2 separate regions of the Homo sapiens genome follow, and region 1 is linked to region 2. A link is a loop called in an ENCODE intact Hi-C map of the cell type or tissue named here. Cell type or tissue: K562. All regions are shown on one strand. Each heading gives the region's core, and the rest is flanking DNA. Links, peaks and the distances in the headings are about the cores only. Region 1 overlaps LSAMP (limbic system associated membrane protein). Region 2 overlaps LSAMP (limbic system associated membrane protein).

Region 1 (2,918 bases), core at 294-2,793, 53 kb after region 2:
AGAAGTTACTCAATGGAGTAGTTTACCTTTGTCTGGTTTACTTGTAGTTAGAAAGCTTTTAGATGAGATGAGTCTTCTCATCTTTGCAGAGGAGATGGGATCATGAAGATATTAGCAGAATAAGAAGTCATCCAGTCAGAGAAAGATTAGAGAAACATTACATATTTAGCTTTATATAAATCACCTACATATAGTTTATAAAATTGTCCTTATGTACCTAAAACTTAGAAGGAAAGAAATCTGACCTGCTGGATGAATTTGAAGAGTTTGAAGAACTTTAGCTGTGAAATGATAGGAAGTCATTCCATGCAATTTTTAAATAGCAAATCTTATATTCAAGAATTTTCTCCTGACTGCAAAATATGCTTGCATTAAAGGTCCTATATCAGAGGTATAATTTGGATGTGTGGTCCAGAATTCAGTATATACAATAAGTCCTAATTCGTAATCATCTGGTAGCATATACATGAATTCACACATCATAAACCATTCTATACATGAAACCTTGTAAAACTACATTCTATCTGATAAATGTTTTCTAAACTTTGAAGATGTTGACCTAAACAGTGTTACTTATTTAGTAGACATTTTACTGTTCTTATATAATGTGGAGAAGTGAAGGGAAAGGGATCTAAATTAATTGGGATAATCCCAGCTGCCACTGTAGTTCCTGAAATCTCAATAACACAAGGTTAAACGAATATTGTTTAAAACAATAAAAGTGTATTCCTCCTTTACATTGCAGTCCTGTATGTATCATTCTTCTCTAACTTGCAGCTCTGCCATTGGAAAAACATGGCCTCCAAGGTCACTGTGAAGGGGGAAGAGGGAAAGAACAGGAAAGGCACTAGCTCATAACTTCCTCAACCAGAAGAAACATGTTTCACTTCCACTCACAATTCACTGGCTAGAACTCATTCTTATGGGAGAGACTAACCACAGGGGAGGCTTAGAAATGTGATCTTGTTTGTGATCAGGAAGAAGAAAATGAAATGAGGTATGGTAAATACAAAACATTTTTTTTCTGTCGCAGTCAGCGCTCTGACCTCCAGAGAGCCATATACTTCCTTTTTCACATAGCATACTGTCCCCTTCTCCCTAAGGGAGAAAACCCAGTAACTGCAGACACCTCCAGTTCCACAGTCTTACCAAAATACACAGCCTTGCTCATGAGGTTCAGATATTTTTCCTCTTAGTCCAGCAATTAAGGAAATAAAAGGATAAGCTATCTGTCTCCTCCCCTCTTCATCACATATATGCCTAATATAAAATGATAGAAGAGAAATGGAATGAGGCTCCCTGGGAAAAAGGTATAAATGGGAGAAACATTAGTCATTGGTCCAAAGCAATTCCAAAATTCCACTGGGTGTTATGAAAACTCCCTCCTCCCACCTAGTGGTGAGATATGATTGTTGCTGAGCTTCTGATTTTGTGTTCTTCCTCACTGCCCCCACCCCCCTCTTTTTTTTTCCAGTGGCTCCTGGATCTGCCATCTAGGGGTAGAGATGATCACTCACCTACTATTTCCTTAATCACATCTGAAGTGGGTATTTGGAAATATGCTTTCCTTAGGGGCTGCACAACTTTTTCAGTTCACATTCTTCTCGTGGTGGCCCAGGGTTTAAAAAGAAAGCAAATTCTTCAGCCAATTTCTCAATTAAATAAAAATTCAAAAAGCATATGTTTTTCCCAGAAATTCTGGCTTTCTTAGTCTGGGCTCATTATTTTTTTGGTGATATATGTATCCCTAAGATATACTGGTGAAATGTGTTTTAGTAGGCTTCTAATCTATTTGCTTCTAGTCAGCAACTCGTGCTAACTATGCTCAATGTTCTTTTGAACTCAGTTAACTCAAATAGCTCTCAAGCATGTTTTATTTCTTTTGCTTTCTAACCCCTACATTCCTTCTCCAGCCAACTAATTGTAGCTACCTTGAGCCCCACCCTTAATATGGTCCTTGCCCTAAGTTTCTTTTATCAACTAAGAGGTTTCATTGGCCCTTTGTCATTCTAAGTCTTTTAAAATTCCACCTGTTACCATTTGAGATCAAGAAGCAGTTGGCTTTTTTAACCCTTCAAAGCCCCAAACTTTTGGACTCTTCTTTTTTTTCTACTTGCAAACTTGGCAATTCTCTCCTTTGATCATCTCTTCCAAAAGCAGTTGTATTCGTTATATATTGTTGGGTAACAAATCGATCGAAAAGTTAGCAGCTTGAAACAACAAACATTTATTATCTCACAATTTCTGTGGGCTGGAAAGCCAGGAGCAGTTTAGCTGGGTGGCTCTGCCTCAGAGTCTCATGAGATTGCAACCAAACCGTCAGCTGTGGCTACAGTCTGCGAAGAACTGACTGGCACTGAGAGTCTACTTCCAAGTTCACCTACATGGTTGTAGATGTTGGCAAGGGTCTTCAGTTCCTCACCATGTGGGACTTCCAGTAGAAAAGCCCCAGGGCTTCTCATAATGGGGTTTCCTTGGGCATCTGTTATCCCAAAACAGTGAAAGCCAGTGAGTGAGCATAACAACAGCCAAAACCAAAGCCACAGTCTTTTGTGACCTAACCTTGAAAGTGATATGCCATATGATATTGGTCACTCATACCAACTGTAGGATAACATGGGTACGAGGTATGAGCATCAGGAGGCGAGAATCACTGGGGATTATCTTTGAGGCTGTTTTCCACAGGCAGCCAATAGTAGCAAATGCAAAGTTTTTGAACTTCTTTTCAATCTGCTTACTCGGTTAAGCATGTAGCCTAACTCACAAGTTAATAGAGGTGACAATTTTACCAAATATTTTGCTGCTTCATATCATAGATCATGTATCTAGTTCTTAACTGGCCACCAACCTTTCACTTTGCTCACTAATTAACCACTAAGCCAATATTCCATTTTGTATTTTTGTTCCAGCAACGCTTT
Region 2 (2,918 bases), core at 188-2,687:
TCAGAATCAATTCACCATTTTGTTGGCTAATATGGGCCTTAAAAATATGTAGGATCAGGCATGGTGGCTCATGCCTATAATCCCAGCACTTTGGGAGGCCGAAGCAGGAAGATTACTTGAGGCCAGTAGTTTGAGACCAGGCTGGGCAATATAGTGAGACCCAATTTCTACAAAAAGTTTAAAACTTATCCAGGTGTGGCGGCTCACACCTATGGTCCCAGCTACTCTGGAAGCTGAGGCGGGATGCTCACTTGAGCCCAGGAGGTTGAGGCTATAGTGAGCTGTAATCACACCACAGCACTCTAGCCTAGGTGACAGAGTGAGACCCTGTCTCCAAAAAAGTAAATAAATAAATACAATTAAATTAAGAAAACAAATTAGCCAGGCATGGCGGCATGTATCTGTAGTTCTAGCAACTCAGAAGGATTGCTTTAGTCCAGAGATTTGAGGCTGCAGCAGGCATGAGCCACTGCACTTCAGCCTAGGCAGCAGAGTAAGACCCTGTCTCTTAAAAGAAAAAAAAGGAAGAAAGAGAAGAAAAGAAAAGTGACCTCATTTACTCTAGCCACTTCAGGTTTCCTAACATGAAGCTGCCTTGGGAGACTCCTCCATGGCCACCTACATTCCATCAAAGGTATTCCAAACGGTGTTATCACAATTTTATTTGAGATTATGTTCACTTCTTTTGTGGAATTGCTAGGGCAGTTAATAATGGCAGAAATACAGAAGTGAGAAACAACCAATGGAATAAGAATGGTGGGTACACAAATAAACAAGAGATGGCATGTAGAGCATGTGCATTTCAAGGTTATGTGTGCTTTATGTAGAGGGAAAAATGAATGTAGTTTTTTTGTCCAGATGAGCTCTACACAGATAGCAGTCATTTCTCCTTGCTTATCTGAGACCGTTGGACAACTGTCACCTCCCTTCATCTCCTTTCAGCGAAGACAGATTGCTCTCATCAGCTTTCCATTCTGAATTCTTCTCCCTTGACCTGTGTCTCTTAAGTCCCATTCTGGCAGTGGGAACATACGCATTGAATTTTCTTCCATCTATAGAAATACTGGAGTGAGGTCAGAATCATAGTGTTTTGCCTGAGAGTTCCCCTCCCCTCAACTGTGTTTACCCAGGAAGGATAAAACTATCCACACATAACAGGAATTTGCTTTCTCTTTGGGTATGTCATTCTACTGTGCACTGTGCTTCAGCGAGCTTTCCATTGCCTTCTGTTTAATTCCACTCCCAGTAAGTAGAAAAGGGGACCAGTTTTTTTCCCCCCCCAAAGAGAGGCAGAGTAAAGAGCTGCTGTTACCTGGAGCGTGGGGACTCAAGATGAGACAGGGCTTTAGCGATGTATGTTGAGGGCAAAAAGGAGGACTTTGAAAGGTGAACCTTAAAGAGACAAGCTGGTCATTGAAAACTAAATTGCCAAACTTGCCTCCAGTGAACAAATGCACCTGCCATTCGTATTGCAGCCAATTTGCTGTTTCTACTTTTATCTCTCTCACGCAGCAGGCTCCAAACTCTCAAAGGTTTTCCTGTGGCCTCTCTTTGTAATGCCCCACCCAGCAGGACTGTTAGATAGAGGCTTCTGTGTAGGCATTTTATTCCCACCTTCTCTCCCACTCATTGCATTAAAATAAATTGAAACAATAATATTCCCAAGAGAAGTAAAGTTCTAAGGAGCAACAGCTCTTCCTCCAAACCCTAATGCTACTGGAAGCTGTCCAGCTTTTCAAGATGGTGCATGGTGCCTCCATAAAATACAGGCACTGGAGCCTAGCCACCAAGGGAGAGACACTCTGTGCTGTTAACACGTTACTTAGGTGTGAAGTAATGCTTTTAAATGTACTCTCACAGAGTGAATAATAGCTTCTGGAGAAAGACTTCCTTTGATGGATGAAATTGTATAAGCAGGGTCTCATCCCCAAAGCATTTTTTGCCATGTGCAGAAATGTTTGATAATGAATGATCATCAAGTGACTAGTTTTAATTACCTAAACAGGAGGGGGAAACACCATCTTTCCATAAAAAGAATTCAGAATGACAAATGTAGATTTGCTTATGTGAAAACATTCAATTCAATCATTTCCAAAAGATTTGTTTCAACATGTATTGTTGAGCTTTCACAATAGCTTACATTTCTCAACCCTGAAAGATGCTTCCAGTTACAGACTTCTAATTCTCTATGCCTGTGGTTCTCTGAAGACACCTCTATACATTTAAATATAGGCTATTGCAAACACTGGCAGGGAAAAAAAGAAAGACCTTGGAACTGCATCAAATATAGGTTGTTTTTATCCTCCCTCTCTCATGAAAACCTGAAGTAAATGCTATGCAAAGTATTCTAATGCTGCCTTAAGGTTGGTATTTTTATTTGCACAAAAGAAACATTATTCAATTGTGGTTTCTCAATCAACTATAACTCTTACCCAATATAAGGGAAGATCTCAGTCTTTTGTCTTATAACATGCAGAAAATGACAAGCATTTGAGCAATATTTCTATTCTGTTGCCCTTCGTGGTCTTTCTGACTTGCACTTCTCTCTCTTACTTTAGGCCAGCCAAATGAACAGCCTTCAATTAAAAGAGGAAGTGCTAAGTGACTGTAGTGTGTATCTCAGAATGAGAGGCGGGTGTATATATATAGCATACATCTCAGAGAAGGGGAGAGAGCTCTCATCTGAGAGCAAAGGAATTAGAAATAAAAAGAAAGTATTCAAGGCATTCCACGGTTCAAGAAATAAATCCTATTTAATGCTTTAGTTTTCTCTACAGAGATGTTACAGATTCAAGTAAATAAAAGTTGCTGGTCACCTGTTACCTCCCAAAAGTGTATGTCCAGAGAGAGGTCTCTGGCCTTCACTGATACATTTATTCATGCTTTCCCTTTCTGTGTTCCAGAGAAATATTTCAAAT

What was found. A loop is a pair of places that touch in the nucleus more often than their neighbours do. Peaks named below come from ENCODE experiments on the same cell type or tissue, not always from the same donor. Only the 100,000 strongest peaks of a DNase experiment are listed, where the experiment ranks them.
Region 1: a loop joins it to region 2, with 4 times the contacts of the local background. A loop is called at or near these places in 2 of 110 quality-filtered maps.

Annotation. Positions count from the first base shown.
Region 1 is chr3:115,985,243-115,988,160 of GRCh38, reverse strand. The region is part of intron 3 of LSAMP (limbic system associated membrane protein); the gene reads left to right. The region is part of intron 1 of LOC124906269 (a long non-coding RNA gene); the gene reads right to left. LOC124909414 (a long non-coding RNA gene) reads left to right here. Exons shown (of 2, transcript XR_007096014.1): 2 at 1-17. Among named protein-coding and RNA genes, the nearest start is that of SNORD155, 82 kb to the right of the region's middle. In K562, for the core only: a CTCF peak has its summit at 1,405 (motif pointing left); a DNase peak (open chromatin) is centred at 1,430.
Region 2 is chr3:116,038,358-116,041,275 of GRCh38, reverse strand. The region is part of intron 2 of LSAMP (limbic system associated membrane protein); the gene reads left to right. All of the region lies in intron 2 of LOC124906269 (a long non-coding RNA gene), which reads right to left. Among named protein-coding and RNA genes, the nearest start is that of SNORD155, 130 kb to the right of the region's middle. In K562, for the core only: no CTCF peak of the experiment used is centred there; a DNase peak (open chromatin) is centred at 1,555; H3K4me3 peaks cover 401 bases.